2 separate regions of the Homo sapiens genome follow, and region 2 is linked to region 1. Evidence: read pairs that join two places in POLR2A ChIA-PET (ENCODE). Cell type or tissue: GM12878. All regions are shown on one strand. Region 1 overlaps ELAVL2 (ELAV like RNA binding protein 2). Region 2 overlaps LOC101929563 (a long non-coding RNA gene).

Evidence for each region. ChIA-PET counts read pairs that join two places held together with the same protein. Peaks named below come from ENCODE experiments on the same cell type or tissue, not always from the same donor. Only the 100,000 strongest peaks of a DNase experiment are listed, where the experiment ranks them.
Region 2: POLR2A ChIA-PET joins it to region 1 with 11 read pairs; 2 of 35 experiments call an interaction of 5 or more read pairs at or near these places.

What each region holds. Positions count from the first base shown.
Region 1 is chr9:23,742,877-23,750,876 of GRCh38, reverse strand. The region is part of intron 2 of ELAVL2 (ELAV like RNA binding protein 2); the gene reads left to right. Among named protein-coding and RNA genes, the nearest start is that of ELAVL2, 79 kb to the left of the region's middle. RefSeq lists an enhancer at 3,203-3,702. In GM12878, no CTCF peak of the experiment used is centred here; a DNase peak (open chromatin) is centred at 4,349.
Region 2 is chr9:23,644,817-23,652,816 of GRCh38, reverse strand. LOC101929563 (a long non-coding RNA gene) reads left to right here. Exons shown (of 28, transcript NR_121602.1): 6 at 1,753-1,820; 7 at 3,481-3,618; 8 at 3,920-4,128; 9 at 4,358-4,473. Among named protein-coding and RNA genes, the nearest start is that of ELAVL2, 180 kb to the left of the region's middle. In GM12878, no CTCF peak of the experiment used is centred here; no DNase peak of the experiment used is centred here.

The DNA.
Region 1 (8,000 bases):
TTTAATGCTTTAAATCCAGTCTTAAGGAGTTGCCTCCAAGGGTACTGTCGTACGAATCCTTTTTCCTAACCCTGGTACTAAGTAAGCCATGGGAGCTTTTTTCATTCCATTTAAATGAATTGTAGTTTGCTCTTATTCTACTTTAAATGTATCTAAACATTTTGAATATAAATGAGAGACTGATGGTGTATCAAATCAATTGACATCTTCTCATGTAGACAAGGGCTCTCCTAAATGACTTCCCAAATCCTGCCTCTAAAATTGTCTTTTTTTTCTTTTGTGAACCTGAGTATTAGGTTAGCTCTTTTTAAACATGGTGCCAAGTGATTTTGCCATTATATGGTGCAGACAGTGTACTACCTTCTCAAGTAGAATGATTTGGGATCTAATATCTTAAAATCTAACAATGTTATACCAGGTTTGTTTTTAGACCTTTATATTCTTTATTATTTGTTGTCCTTTTTTTATGGGGGTAAGCCCTTTTATACATATTGGAATAGGATTAAAATACAGAATTGTTAATACCGATTTGTTACTGTGTTTTATATCAATATGTGTATTTTTTTAAGTGCTGGAAATTGGGAGCCTTTGCAAAAAGGCGTGATAACATTCCATTATATCCCCAGCTCTAGAACATACAAAGCTAGTCCTGATGTGCTACTTAAAAGTAGAATATGGAATCTTCTGGGGTTAGTTTCTTACTCTATTTGATATTTTAGTTCTCTGAATGCTTATAGAAAACAATATATTTGGATATAGCCATCAAAGTAAGGAGGATGTCTAATATTCTTTCCTAGCCTTTATAGTTGGACAACCGACTTTTAAAGAGTCTTTTTTTTTTTTTTCCTTTTTTAAGACAGTACCCTTGGAGGCCACTGTGTTCATGACCAGTGACTCCTTGAGACTGGGTTTATTAAATGGACCTGTTAGTATAGTGAATAACAGCTCTTAGGTAATTTTGCGTAGTTGTTAGTAGGCACCAAAGGAGGAAGGGTGAGCGTTAGTTGCTCTATAGATTATAATGAAAGAAGGTCTCAGGCCAGATCCCACCACACATAGAAACCTCTATCTAGCAAGCAGGACCAAATTGATGGAGAAGCCTTTTCTGAAAGCTTGGTAAAGTCCCACTTCTCTCTTCTTTTTTAAGTGCTTTGAACACACTTTAAATGAAATGTTCACCGGAGGCTAACAATATCCCAAAAGTCACGTTCTGCACCCTCACTTTGCATCATGCAAAAAGAAATCCCTTTAAACAAAGACTGAAACCCAGGACCATTTAACATTTAGGGGTTCTCTCCATAAAGATATAACCACCTTGGATTATGCCACCTTGGATTTTGTGCCCTGTTTATACGAAGGTGGGAAGTGTCTCTAAACTAATTTAGCCCATCTGCGTATCTTGAACTCCTTTAATTTTACCGGTAAGACTCCATTTCTAACACTCGTTATGCTAATTAACAAATAACTGGCTTACAGAACAAAACCCTATTTTGACATCCATTAGGTGAATCAGCAGAGAATTGGTTGTTGATTTAGGTATGGATAGTATGTAGGCTTACACTAGTCACTTGAATTTTAGCCTACTTGTATTATACTAGTTAACTAATCCTGGATTGTGCATTAATGATAGTATGTTAGATGACCACCCAGAATTAAAGCTTAAATGGCTGGTGCACACGTGTCATCAGATTAATTCTAAACTTTAAAAAGAAATGTTTTTATTGTGGCAAAATATAACATAAAATTTATCATTTGAACCTTTTCAAGTTTACAGTTCAGTGACATTAAGCACATTCACAGTATTATGCAGCCGTCACCCTTATCCATTTCCAGTACCTTGTCATCATCCCAGATAGAAACTCTGTAACCATCAAACAGTAACTCCTCACCCACCTCCTTTGCTCCCAGCCTTTGGTAACCATTATATTTTCTGTGTCTCTATGAATTTGCCTATTCTCGGTACCCCATATAAATGAAATCATACAACATTTGATATACCAAAGTATTTTGAAAGTAAATTATGATAATTGTTTTCAGGAGATACTAGTTTTTTTCCCCTTGGGCTGTAGACTCTTCTGTATGTTTTATTTCTCTTCCTCTCCAAGTGGCTTTAGGGACCAACCCCTCCCCCTGAAATAAGTAGCCTGGCTTCAAATTTAGTTCATGCCACATTCCCCGTAAAAGAAACGTCCAATTAAAATACTGAATTTGTGCAATATTTTGCCAGATTGCTGACTACTTGCAGGGACTTCATCTTACCCCCTTTGCAGTTGTTCTGCCTGGTTTCAAGCTTGTTTTATTCTTTTGAAAATTGCCTTCAATCTCTTATCACTCCCCATCTTGGCAAGTTACCTGGAGGAAGAGGCAGTTGGTGTATGTACAGTGGGTCAGAAAGAAGAACCCAAGTAGTTTTGCTCCCTGGAAGTCTTCTCTGCCTTCATACTTTTCTACTCTTTTCTCCCAGAGAGTCAGAGCATCCAGGGACAAACATCCGTGTGGGGTCTTGGGACACAGGACACAGTGTGTAACATCCCCAGACTACTTCTCGTTACCTCACTTCATTCTCTGCTGAGCACTTGAAGGAAATCTTGGCAGAAAGCCATTCCTCAATCAGAGTCAAAGAGCGACGAGTTAGAAATTCTCTTCTGTAGTTTTAGTTCTTCCATTTTTTTCTCCCCCTTCCCTAGTACTCTTTCCCCCTACCCCTCAAGGAAGCCCCCCATCAATATAACAGTCAACCACCCAACCAGAAACCCACAGGACAGAGCCATTTCTTTTTTTTAGACCACTGGAACAATTATTGTAGTTAGAGAAAACTTAAATATCTTTCTGAAGCAACCTTGGGAGACAGATGCTGATGTATGTTGAAGCTAGAGAGGCAGGTGGTTTGTGGCCTATTTCTGCCTTTGCATTATTTCAGATTCTGTTACTGAGTAGAACAGTCCTTTTTTTAAAAAAAAAAATTTAGGTCTTATATCTTGGCCTCCTGCCTTCTCTGTTGGCATCAGCCAAATGCATGTTGGCTGCAAGTACATCATTCCACACTTAGTGACTGGATTTATTTTCAGACGTTGGCTATTGACAACTGAAAAGCAATTTCCTGTGTTGGGGCTTAACAGAAAGCCTCCCCTGGGTTGTAAGAGTTTAAAATAATGAAAAAGGTGAATACTTCATGGGTAAGTCTTAATGCAAGCTTTGTGTAGACTTATCCCCACTGCCTACTTTGCACTCATGTTTGTAGGGAGTTTCCAAAAGCCTCTGATTGAGATGAGGAAGGTCTTCTACCTCTGGAGCTGTAAGGTCTTGTCTTGATTAAAGATGACTCAAGCTTAACCAGTTGTTCAGTAGTCTTTGTCTGAGCTTTGGGTGTGCTGGAGAATATCAGCCAGTGTTAAGTTCTTGATTTCAAGTGGTGACTATCTGTTGAAGAGAGCCTGTGCCATGAAATACCGTAGTCCTCCCATTATCAACAGTTTCGCTTTCTGCAGTTTAGTTAACTGGTGGTCAACCATAGTGTTAAAATATTAAATGGAAAATCCCAGAAATAAACAATCCATAAGTTTTGAGTTGCTCACCATTCAGAGTATCGTGATTAAATTTTGCACCTTCCTGCCCAGGATGTGAATCATCCCTTTGTCCACATTATCCATGGCTGGTACATGTTCCCTGTCCTTTAATCACTTAGAATCCATCTTAACAGATCGGAAAAAAAAAAGTAGTGTATATTATGTTGGATTCAGTACTATCTGTGGTTTCAGTTATCCACTGAGGGTCTTGTAACCCCCAAGGATAAGGTAGGGGGTGGAGGACTACTGTACTCGGCTAGTGGAACTTCTTGTGGTATACCTCATGGTTCAAGGGAGGTAGAGAAGGAGGGAATTGTCATACTGTGAAGGTGGAATGCAGGATGTTCTAAATTGGTGCTTGTTTTGTTGAGCGAAGATGTAAAGTATAGTCTGGTCCACTAATGATTTGTTGATTATTTCATTTGATGATTAATATTGGATGCAGTCATTTATTTGAACAGAAATGAGAGAGGCTTTTTTTTTTTTTTTTCTTTTTCAGTTTACATGGAAAGACTTCTAAGGATGTTCGTGGATCCAAGACAAACTTGTCTCAGTCTTACATTTCATTAGGGTCCTTCTGTATTGGGGAATTCTCTTTCTTAGTATATTGCTGATGGGAAAAAGCTAATTCCAGAAGCCAGTTGGGTGGGTCCTCTCTCTTTCTGCCTGCCTATAGGCAAGCAGCCAGTAAGGAACCGAAGTAAAGTCAATTAGGCATTTTATCTCAGGACCTAGGGTCTCAAGGAAGTGATAGAAGGATAAGATGGTGATGATGACTCACCTCTCTGTTCTGAGGTGGGGGTAGTTTTACTTCCTACTACTTAACTCCTTGAAGTCTGGTTCCCAGCCCTTACTCATTCTGAAAACGCTCTGTGACTCTTCCAGTGTGTTTCTTTGTGCCAGTTAGGTAGAGTCAGTGTACAATCTAGAACTCCATTGAAACAATATTTATGTAATTCATATTTTTTATCTTTTTCTATCAGTGTTTTTTAACTCAAAAGTAAGCTTATTAATTTTGTATTGGTCTCAATTTGACCTATAAGAGAATAACTTTTGTAATTGGTTAGAAGCCCCTGTTGTGAACTTGCCATAGCTATTGGTAAAGGAGTTTGTTTTGAGAGGTGTGTATGTATGTATGCATATTTTGTAAATAAAGTCACTTGTCAGTGCCTTTCAAACAATTTACTCATATTTGTGTCACTTTGTTAGTGTTGGAGGAAAGCAAAGTTTGAATTTAATTTTGAAAATAGTAGGTGCAGTGAAGATACCGATCCTCCCTTCCAAGTCATCTCTTGTGACTTCCTCCCCCTTTTGATTATGTTTCTTGGGCACTACTTTGCTCACTGAGTGTGAGCAAGAACAACCTGAAGAATGACTGAGATGACTACTAGCAGTAGCATTCACACAGCAGGTCTTTTTGAATGTTTCATCTCTAGCTTTTAGTCTTCAGAGGTCAGTAATGTTTGGTGACTCCCATTGCTTTTAGTAGCTAAGGAGAGCCATATATCTTGTGGTAAAACAGATTTGCCTCTGAATGACCTACATTTATCTCCTCTGCTTATTTAGTGGTCATTTCTTTAAAACCCTTCAGTTAACGCTTTTGGTTTCCAGCCATGTAGGGACATGTGTATGCTTACAGGCATTATATTTCTGTGTCCTATGGGATAAGTAGTATATGTCATCATTAGGTTTTTGGACAGTCTTTGGTTCTCCTTGAAAAGATGCAAGTCTAGTTTTACCTTTATTACAGTATGTTTTTTTTCCCAGCAAGTAAGTCATTGATGGTGAATTGTAAATGTAATTGTTCAAAAAAGAATCTAGTCAATTTTGTGTTCTTCTTTGCAACCTATTAAGATGTTTGTGTACACCTAAAGGATTTGAATGGGATATCTGTTCAGGTAGCTTAAAGTGAAAAGATGGTGGTGGGTAGGGCAGGGGAATGACCTGGCCAAGATAATACCAGGTTATAGAGGATTACACAGAAAATCTTTGTATAATATCTTAATTTGGCTGTAGATTATACATTCAGAAAACATTCTTCTTTGGGGATTGTAAAAATCTACCATAGTTCCTGGTTATTTGATTTGTATTTTATTTGTTTCTTGAGACAGAGTCTTGCTCTGTCACTGCCCAGGATGGAGTGTGGTGGTGTGATCACAGCTCACTGAAGCCTCAAGCTCCCAAGCTCAAGTGATCTTCCCACCTTGGCCTCCCGAGTAGCTGGGACCGCAGACATGTGCCATTATGCCCAGCTAATTTATATATTTTGTAGAGACAGGTTCTCCCTATTGTTGCCTAGGCTAGTCTTGAGCTCCTGAGCTTAAGTGATCCTCTAGCCTCAGACTCCCGAAGTGCTGGTATTTGGGAGCCACTGTGCCCAGCCTGTTTTTTTGGTTTGTTTATTTTTAAAAGAATTTTTTTGCTTCATTTTCTTTAAGTCATAGATTACAATGACAGAGAGTGCAAATGAAGGAACAAATTAGCTTTGTAGGGAATAATGAGGTAAAAGTTCTAATTCCTTTACTATTAGATTTAATTATTATTTTTATTTTTATTTTTTTTCGTGGGGGGTGCGCGAGAAGGATAAAGAAGCCCAAAATAGTATAGTAGGCTTTTGTGTTAAGATCCATTTCAGTATATATATGTTTTCTTGCTAGAAAGTACTCTTGCTTGAGAAAAATAAAGTTTATAATCTAAGTAGAATCCTTAATAATGTTGTTGTCAATTAGGATAACTAGAATAAGCACTTAATAGGTTATATTCTGTTTGGGTACAGGGGCTAGTAAGTGATCTGGCAGCATACATATTTAAAGTTTTTCCCTGAATAAAGGAGATTAGTTTATAATATATAACTATTTTATTCCTTCATTAGAAATAGCAAGGAAGAAGTTTTCAGCAACAAAATAGGAAAACTCTTGACAGCATAGGCTATTGAATATTGGAATGAGCTGAAAAACTAGTTATTTAGTAAAACATTCATTTCTTCGAGTGGTGTACTTGTAATTGAATACCTAACATTTTGTATGGCATTCTACATTGTAGGAACCTCTTTTAACAAGAGTGATTCTAACACGCACATCAGAATCTATTTGTGAAACTTAAGGTGGAGACGGTAGAATAATAGGTGGGGGCGAGCATCAGAGAGTACCTTTAGTGCAGTTTCTTTTCCCACAGATGAGATCCCAATCTCAAATTCATAAGGCTAGTTAGCTGGAGGCCTTAAACTCCTAACCTCCTTTTCCTTAGGGACCCCTTTGTGGTAATAAGATGGATTCTTCTGATCCACTTGTCTTAGCCTTAATCTTAAAATGTGTTTGCCAAGTGGGCATGTAATGTGGCCCAAATAGCTGAGAAGCTCTGTGTATAGAAGTTACTTCCCACATCAGATGGTCCTTCATATTGTTTAATCTGGTGCCATAAAAACATAGCGCCTTCCCCAAGAGTGGGTCTCAGATATGTGAATAAGCAAATCGAGTAACTTCAGTAACAGCAGATTAAAGAAAGCATCACATTAAAAGTTTTTAAGATGAATTAAAATTGAAGTGTTGTTGAATAAGATTTTTTTAACCCTCTACCCTGTTATACATTTAAGAGTACTTGAGATGATAAAATGGTAATATGTTAAAATTATTTTTGTGTTTAGGTTTTTCCTGTTTCATAGGAAAGATGTATCCAGAATTAGCAGCAATGGTCAGATGTACTAAGTTGCTGGGTATATGATTTAGATAGTTCGTTTTTAATATACTTTAAAGTCAGTGGTAAAAGACAAGACAAGCCTCTGTGCTCTGCTCATTCGGCAGGATAATGCGTTTACTATACCATGCTGATGTGGATGGTGCCACATTACTTTTGTGTCCTAATGAATCATTGTCTAGGTAAAATCTTTTTAGCAAAATCTTCCTCAAAGTATCCGTGAATTTTAAATTTGGAGGATTACAATAGCTAATCACTTCAACTTTTGGATGAGGTGATTTGGGAAGAAATGCTTATGTGTGATATGAATGTGGCAATCGTAGGAGCTGCACCATTTTGTACTTCTCTTTAGGAGCCATCTGTTAATTGGTGGGCAAGTTGCCCTGTGGTCTCAGAGTGGTTTGCTGTAGCATAAGCTGTCCCTGAGCAAAAACAAAATTGATACTTATTTCTGTCAGGGTACCTCTTTGACTTAATTCGTAGCCATGGTTCCCATCTGACCCATAGCCTTTACAACTTTAACCATGTACAGCTCAATTTCCTCTGGGGACTGTGTTCCATTAGGATTCCTTTTCTTTATTGCTTCAGAGAGAGTGTTCTTGAGGTTTGTGAAGCTGTGTCTGTAGTATTTAAATAGGTTTCCTTTATACTCAGCATTTATACCCCCACCAGCCCAAACACCATCAGTCTGTTTTGGAATTTTTCCTAAGCATGTAAAAATCAGTGCTGTGTGTGACTATT
Region 2 (8,000 bases), 98 kb after region 1:
AGTACTCTTCGTGGTAAGAAACGAGCCATCCAGTCATGAGAAGACATGGAACTGGCATACTACTAAGTGAAAGAAACCATTGTGAAAAGGCTATATGCTATATGATTCCATCTATATGACATTCTGGAAACGGCAAAACTATATAGAGACAATAAAAACATCAGTGATTTCCAGAGTGGCAGGGGGTGAGAGGAACAGAGAGATGAATTGGTAGTCAAGGGATTTTTAGGGTGGTGGAACTGTTCTGTATGACATTAAAGGTAGCTACATGACATTATGCATTTGTCAAAACCCGTAGCATGTGCAACACAGTTAATCCTAATGTAAACAATGGACTTAAGTTAATCATATATCCATAGTCGTACACGAATTTTCAAAATATACCACATTAATGCAAGAGGTTAATAGTAGGGAAAACTGCATATATCAGGGTGGGAAGGAGGAGTATATATACTTTCTACACATTTTCGCTGTAAACCTAAAACTGCTCTAAAAAAGTCTTAATTTTTTAAAAACCTGGATACTTACCTTTTCTATACAGCTTTATCAAAATAAGGTTTTGAGGGATTTTCACATGATTTTGACTATCAAAATAAGGTTTTGAGAGCTTTTCCTATGGGAAAATTGCCACATCTTTAGTCACTAGCCAGTGTGACAACTGTCTTCACCTGTCAGAGACCTTTTCACTTTTTGGATGGTTCTCCTGCGTATCGTTGCTTGACAGCTAAGCTCTGGATAGATGCGATATTAACTCTGTATTTGTTGTCCTTTCTGTTCGTTTTTTCTTCTCTCCTTCAATATGAATTTAAAAAGAGACATGAGATAGAAATACTCTGTGATTAATGTCTAATAGGGATGTATAAAAAGTGATGAAGTGTCTAGATTTGTAAAGGAGTAATTTGCCTAACTGAATATGTCGTTTTTGGAAACGATTACCCTGGGTATATTTTAGAAGGTGGGTTAAAAGTCATCTGTACAAAACCTTGGATTTGAGATGTAATAATCCAGTAACTTGTAAACTTAATCTACCTATTACTGGTTCTTTGCCTTCCTTAACTACCACATCCCTTAAGGGGAAAAGTGTATTCTCTACCTGGTACGTGGATGTTTTTCTCAAATCACAGTTTTAACTCTGTCTGTGCCTACCAGACTGTGATTTTCCATTCAGGAAATGCCTTCGGAATAAAGTCCAGTCTCCCCAGCAAAGGTACTAACATTGTTGGGCAGTGGTATTAACATTATTGGGCAGTGGTACTAGTGTGTGAAGGGTGTTGCTGAGAGTACCAAGCCTGCAGTTACGGCTCCCCTGCCTGTACATGGAGCCCCGTCCCTTACTTCTTGCCACCACTGCATCCCCACAGGGCCCACAATCATCGGACACCTTGCGGCTTTTGCGTGAGCTTATTCCTGTGTTTGGAAACGCCCCTGCCTTGTCTGTACTTCAAGAATCAACTTAAGCTAGCTTCATTCTCCCATTTCCACAAAAACTTCCAGAACTCTGTACACATTTCATTCGTAGGACTCAGGACTGTGCATCATTGGATTTTTGTCTAGTTACATTGTTTCCTTTACTTGCTGAATTTTCAGGGTGAGTCACTTGTTTGTTTTCTGTCATGTTTTGAGTACCCAATGTGTTTTTGTTTTAACTGAATCAATACATAAGTTAACAAATAAAGCAAAACCAATGTATAGTAAAGCTAATGCTAGCTACTGCAAGAAATCAGTGCCAATCAAATATATTTATTCCTCCAGGCTCCTTCCATTTTGTGGCTCTGCCGGTCTTCTTGAACACATGGCTCCTGAGGCTGGGGTAGAGAAAGGTAAGGAATGTGGAGAATTGTTTCTTTGGGGGCATATGGGCCAGACCAGGAAACAATGCACATTATTATACTTGCATTTGATTGGCCACAGTCTTAGTTCAACGCTAACTGTAAGTGAGGCTGGGAAATCTAGTCTAGCTGTGCACCCATGAATAAGACAAAACGGGTTTTGAACAGCTAGCAAGTCTCTGCCACAACCTTTATTTGAAATTAATCGACATTGAGATTTGAATTCCCATTACTTTACACTGAGATAGTAATATACTTTTTAATTTAATTTTTTTTTTTGTTAGATGTGTGCTCTTGCTCTGTCACCCAGGCTGGAGTGCAGTGGCACGATCATACTGCAGCCTTGACCTCCTGGGCTTAAGCAGTCCCCCTGCCTCAGCCTCCCAAGTAGTTGGGACCACAAGTACATGCCACCATGCCTGGCTAATTTTTAAATTTTTTATAGAAACGGGGTCTCCCCGGTGGCTCACGCCTGTAATCCCAGCACTTTGGGAGGCCGAGGTGGGCGGATCACGAGGTCAGGAGATCGAGACCATCCTGGCTAACACAGTGAAACCCCGTCTCTACTAAAAATACAAAAAAAATTAGCCAGGTGTGGTGGCAGACGCCTGTAGTCCCAGCTGCTGGGGAGGCTGAGGCAGGAGAATGGCGTGAACCCGGGAGGTGGAGCTTGCAGTGAGCCGAGATTGCCCCACTGCACTCCAATGCAACTCCAGCCTGGGCAACAGAGCGAGACTCCCTCTCAAAAAAAGCAGCAGGGTCTCCCTGTGTTGTCCAGGCTGGTCTCAAACTCCTGGGTTCAAGTGATGTAAGCCACTTTTATGTAGAGCGTGGTATAGAGTGAGGTATTAGGAAAGGGAATTAAGTCCCTCTTGAAGAAACGTGAGTTATTTAGATTGTTACTCTGTTTTCTAGTAAGTTATATATAATTCGTTCCATATTTATGATATTAAGCCATCAATACTTTGTCATTTTGCTACGCCAGGTTTTCTGGAAGACTACCAGAAAAAAATACCATGCCTCCTATGCCCAAGGTATTCTTTGGCATAGAACTACTAATTTTATCACTATATGACAATAACACTGCCTCGTTGAATTAAATGATGCATGTGTTACATTATTTTTGGAGGATTAAGGAGTTCTATAAGTGTGTTTCTCAGTGGCACTAGTGTTTGAAGGAAATGGTTTTTTAGATTTCAACATTGTAAGAGAATTAGAATTCAATCAGTATGATAAATCATTGAACTTGCTGTTGAAGGACCTAAATTTAAATTAAACCTTTAAATGCAATAACTTCTTTTCAATTCTGGTACTACTTGGAGATCATGGAGCTCTTAAGTGGAATGAATTTGATTCACAAGTACAGCAATTGTTCCTTCAATTGCCGATGTTTCCCACAGTATATGTTTTATTCTTTCAAAGTTTAATCAATAAGCTTAGTGAGTTGCCTCTTTCTCACCTGTTTCTTATATACAACGTTCTCTAGTTTCTAGATTTGTGGGGCTTTTTGTTTGACATCAGGATTGTAGGTGTGGACATAATTGTGTCAGATGCATATTTTATTAATTTCCTAGCAAGAGAGATGATTTTAAACATCAAGCTAAGAATCTCAGGAAATGATGTGTTTAATAATAAACGGACATTATCCCAGGTATTCACGTGACCAGATTCACGTCTGTCAGATTTAGTTAACACACTTCAACAGTGCGACTAAAAGGAACTGCACCCAGAGCTTGCAAGCCAGTGCCCTGCTCATCCCTGCACCAGGGTGGAGGAATAGTCACCAAAGGTGGGGATTGTCTTCAAGATCCAATCAGCCAGAAGGTCTGTCTCCCCAGCCTTGCAGAAGTCAAGACCACTTGCCTACTTGCGACTGGGGTATTGCATTGGTTTTCTATGGCTTCTGTAACAAATTACCACAAACTTGGTGGCTTAAAACAACTGAAATTAATTCCCTCACAGTTCTGGAGGCCAGAATTGTGAAGTGGTTCCACTGGGCTAAAATCAGTGCTTTCACAGAACCACACCTCCCCCTGGAAGCCATTCTTCTCACAGTCTCTAAGGGAGAATCTGTTCCTTCCCTCTTCCAGCTTCTGGTGGCTGCCCAAGTTCTTGGCTTGTGGCTGCATCACTCCAGTCTCTGTGACCACAGGCCTTCTCTTGTGTCACCACGTTGCCTTCTGCTTCCCTATTATAAGAACACACCTGACTATATCTAGAGTTCACCCAGATAATCCAAGATAATCTCCCCATCTCATGATCCTTAATCGTATCTTCAGAATCCTTTTTAACATATAAGGTAAGATTCACTGACTCCAGAAATTAAGACATGGATATCGTGTGTGTGTGTGTGTGTGTGTGTGTGTGTGTGTGTGTGTGTGTGTTTTGGGGCCAGGGATGGGGAGGGGGGGTTGTTGTAATTGTTATCCAGCCTACCACAGATATTAGAAACTGTTCCATAAATGACTGTTCTGAAAGTAAATTATTGGCTATAATGCTAATGGTTTTCTTTTTTTTCCTCATCCAAGTTCTAGTTAGGTGAAAACATAGCTCTCTAGTAGTTTGCTGCACATTTCCTGTGAAAGTGAAGATTCTCCTTTCTTAATGAAGAGCAGCTCATATATGATGACAAAACAGAGGCAAGGTTAGCACTTTTGGGACATGTTTCATATTTTAGTTTTAATTTCTGATCTAGGTTTTCTGTATTCTCTGGTTGGTTATGACGATAAAAATCATGGCATTGTAACTATTTATGTTATGAAATATCCCCTAAGAAAATATATTAGACTACCTTTTAAAATGATACTTATATTTATTTTCTGATTAGAAAAGTTATAGCTCATTTCAGGGAATTTACAAAATGCAGAACAGCGTGAAGAAGAAAGAACTCATAATCTTAACCTAGAAAGGACTAGTGTTGATATTTTGGGTTCTTTTATCATACGACATTTGTTGTCTCCCTAGAGTGTTAAGCTATTGTTATACCATTTGTCCAGACGGATTTGAAACACCATCATCATTATTATAGGGAAACAAGTTTTTTCAAATGCAGTAAAACTGAAGAAGCAGAGTCGTTGTTAAGGCTTAGACTCTACTTTCTTCCTCGGTTGAAGACATAGCCTTACTGACCTGAATTTACAAACAGAGCGTAATATTTACAGATGCTTCTTTTAATGGAAGTCCATCAACTGTTAGTGTAAATTCTTCCTGAATACATCTTTAAGCTATTTTCTTGCATGTTTGAATAGAACTTAAATATTGAGAGATGTACTGAACAGGGAACAAAAGTTGATGAACAAATAAGTTTGGGAAATAGTGAATACACACAGTCACACACACATTTTAATAAAAGTCGCAGCACGTATCAGCGTATTAAAATATCAGAGACTTTCCAAAATAATGGAGCTTCTTAAATCTAGAGTTCCCCCCAGCTGATTGATTTTTTTTTCCTAATCCCTATAACAAGAAACTGTGGAACAAAATTTGTGAAGTAAAATAATAATTTAGATAAGGGTTATCCAAATGTTTTTGGTAAGAAAAGAGTTTGGTTGGTCAAAAAAGGATGTGTGTGTGTGGATGGATGAGTAAATAGAGGTGTGTGTGGATGTATGTCTCTATATAAATATTTTTATTGCCACCCTTGCCAAAATAAGTTTTTAAACAGTGGCTTATTTGAATCTGGTATCATGAAAACCTTATTAAAGATATCTTACATTCTAACACATTAGATGGCTTTTCTCTGCCCTTGGGAGAATTTGGAATTAAAATCTAGGAATAGTATCAAGCAGAGTGAAAGTTCAAGGGAAGAGTGAAAGAGATTTGTATTTTTTTTTTTTAAATGTGTGAAAGCCTCCCGACCTCTCCCACCAAGTGTCATTATGGCCTGAAGCTGAATTACTTCTCATCTGATTAAATCAGAACCAGATTCTGATACTTCCTAACTGCTGTGAAGTGCAGATTTTTAAAATGTGTTAAAAAAAAAAAAAAAAAGCAAGAATGTAATCCTAGTAGGAAACAACTCTCTTAGATAAATTAGCATTTTTAATATCATTTTACAACTTTGCAACATACAAAATTATTCACCCCCTTTATGTAACATGTAATTATTAACCGCCTGGTCAGAATATGAGCATTAATTTTGAAATTGAGGTTTCTACGTTTCTATCCATGAAGGTTTGAGAAATCGTAGGCATAGGTGGAAAACCATACTAACCTTGTTTTAGTGTCGGTGGTCTGTCGAATCTGAGATTTGGTGACTTCAGTAATGTCATTAAACTTTTGGTTTTTATACTTACGGAATAGAAAAGGGGCTCAGTTGATAGAAACAAGGGGGTAATCCAGAAATTGGGTAATCGAATTTAGGAAGCAGCCACAGGTATGCATTTTAACATTCTCTTTTCAAGAATATTCTCTCAAATATTTGGGGAGTGAAAAGTGTGGTTTCTCTGATGGGTTAAAAATGTAAAAGCCTGAGGCCGGGCGTGGTGGCTCACACCTGTAATCCCAGTCACCCCTGTAATCCCAGCACTTTGGGAGGCCAAGGCGGGTGGATTACCTGAGGTCAGGAGTTCCGGACCAGCTTGGCCAACACGGTGAAACCCCATCTCTACTAAAAAATACAAAAATTAGCCCGCGTTCTAGTGAGCCGAGATCACGTCATTGCACTCCAGCCTGGGCGACAAGAGTGAAACTGTCTCCAAAAAAAAAAAGTAATAGCCTGAAAAGAGGAGTAGAAGAGGCCATTATAATTTAAAAGCCCATTGCTACTAGATGATTTTACTTGGCTTGGCTTATGTATCTTCATCGCTGTCCTGTAGGGCAGTGGCTTTCAGGAATACCAGGACTTCAGCAGCACCTGATGTGGTGTTCAATTTTGGGTGTCAATTGGACTGGGCCATTATGCCCACTTGTTTACTCAAACACCAGTCTAGATGTTGCTATGGAGTTATTTTTTAGATGTCATTGATATTTAAATCAGTAGACTTCGAGTAAAGCAGATTACTCTCCATAATTCTGGTGGGCCTGATCCAATCAGCTGAAAGCCTTAGGAGAAAAGATTGAGAAACCCAGAAGAGAGGAATTCCGTTCCAGTTTACCTTCAGACTGAAGACTGGAACAGTGACTCCTACTGGAATTCCACCCTACTGGCCTGCCCTGCAAAATGTTAAACTTGCGAGGCCCACAGTTGTGGGAGCCAACTCCTTGAAATCAGTCAATCTCTCCCTTCTCTCCCTTTTTCTCTTTACACACACACACACACACACAAACACGCACACACACACACACCCCTATCCACCCACCCACCCAGTTGGTTCTCTTTCTCTGGAGAAACCTGTTAAACTTGAGTGCTTATTAGAAATGCAAATTCTTAGACCCCACTCCAGACCTGGTGAATGGAAGTGGGGTGGGCCCCAGCGGTCTTCTTTAACAAGCACTCCTGCTAGTGCTGGTGGCCCCCAAGCCTGAGGGCCACCGTAGGCAAATGAAAGAAGCCCCCTTATACCATTGAGGAAATTTAGGTTCTGAAAGATTTAAATAACATGCCCAAAGTCATCCAATTGGTTAATAGCGTCAGCCAGATCTATTCTTGGTGCTTTCAGAAAGATAAAATAATATCCATTGATACCTTAGTAATTTTTGAATCTGCTTTTATATAATCGTTCATTGTTATGATGCCCATTTTCCTTAAGGAAAAAAATAACATGAAGGGACCCAACTATATCGATATGGTATGTGAGAGCAGTGATTCCAAATCTTTGTACCACCAGGTATCACTTCTATTATTTCATGTAATGAGAGATTTTTGTTGACTAAACAAGCTGCATTTTACAGGGATATTTATTTGGCCATACTGCAGCTCCAGGCTCCTGACTGGCACGAGTTGGCCAGTGCTGCTAGCTCAAGTGATGCATCGCAGCCAAAAGCAGAGAGGCTTGATGTTTTAATTAGCCTGGAAACCTAAATGTAGAATTTTCTTTAGGCATTTTGAATATTGAACATAGCTACGGACTTTTCATTACTATATTATAGTTTTCCAAAACACCTGGAGACCCTTGTGGGGTATCTTTGCTCTAAAGAATATTTTCAGGTATAGATGCTTAGTGCTGCCATATGTACAGCTAGGATGTATTATAAGGGCATAAAAGATAAATTCCCAAATCTTAGTAGTAC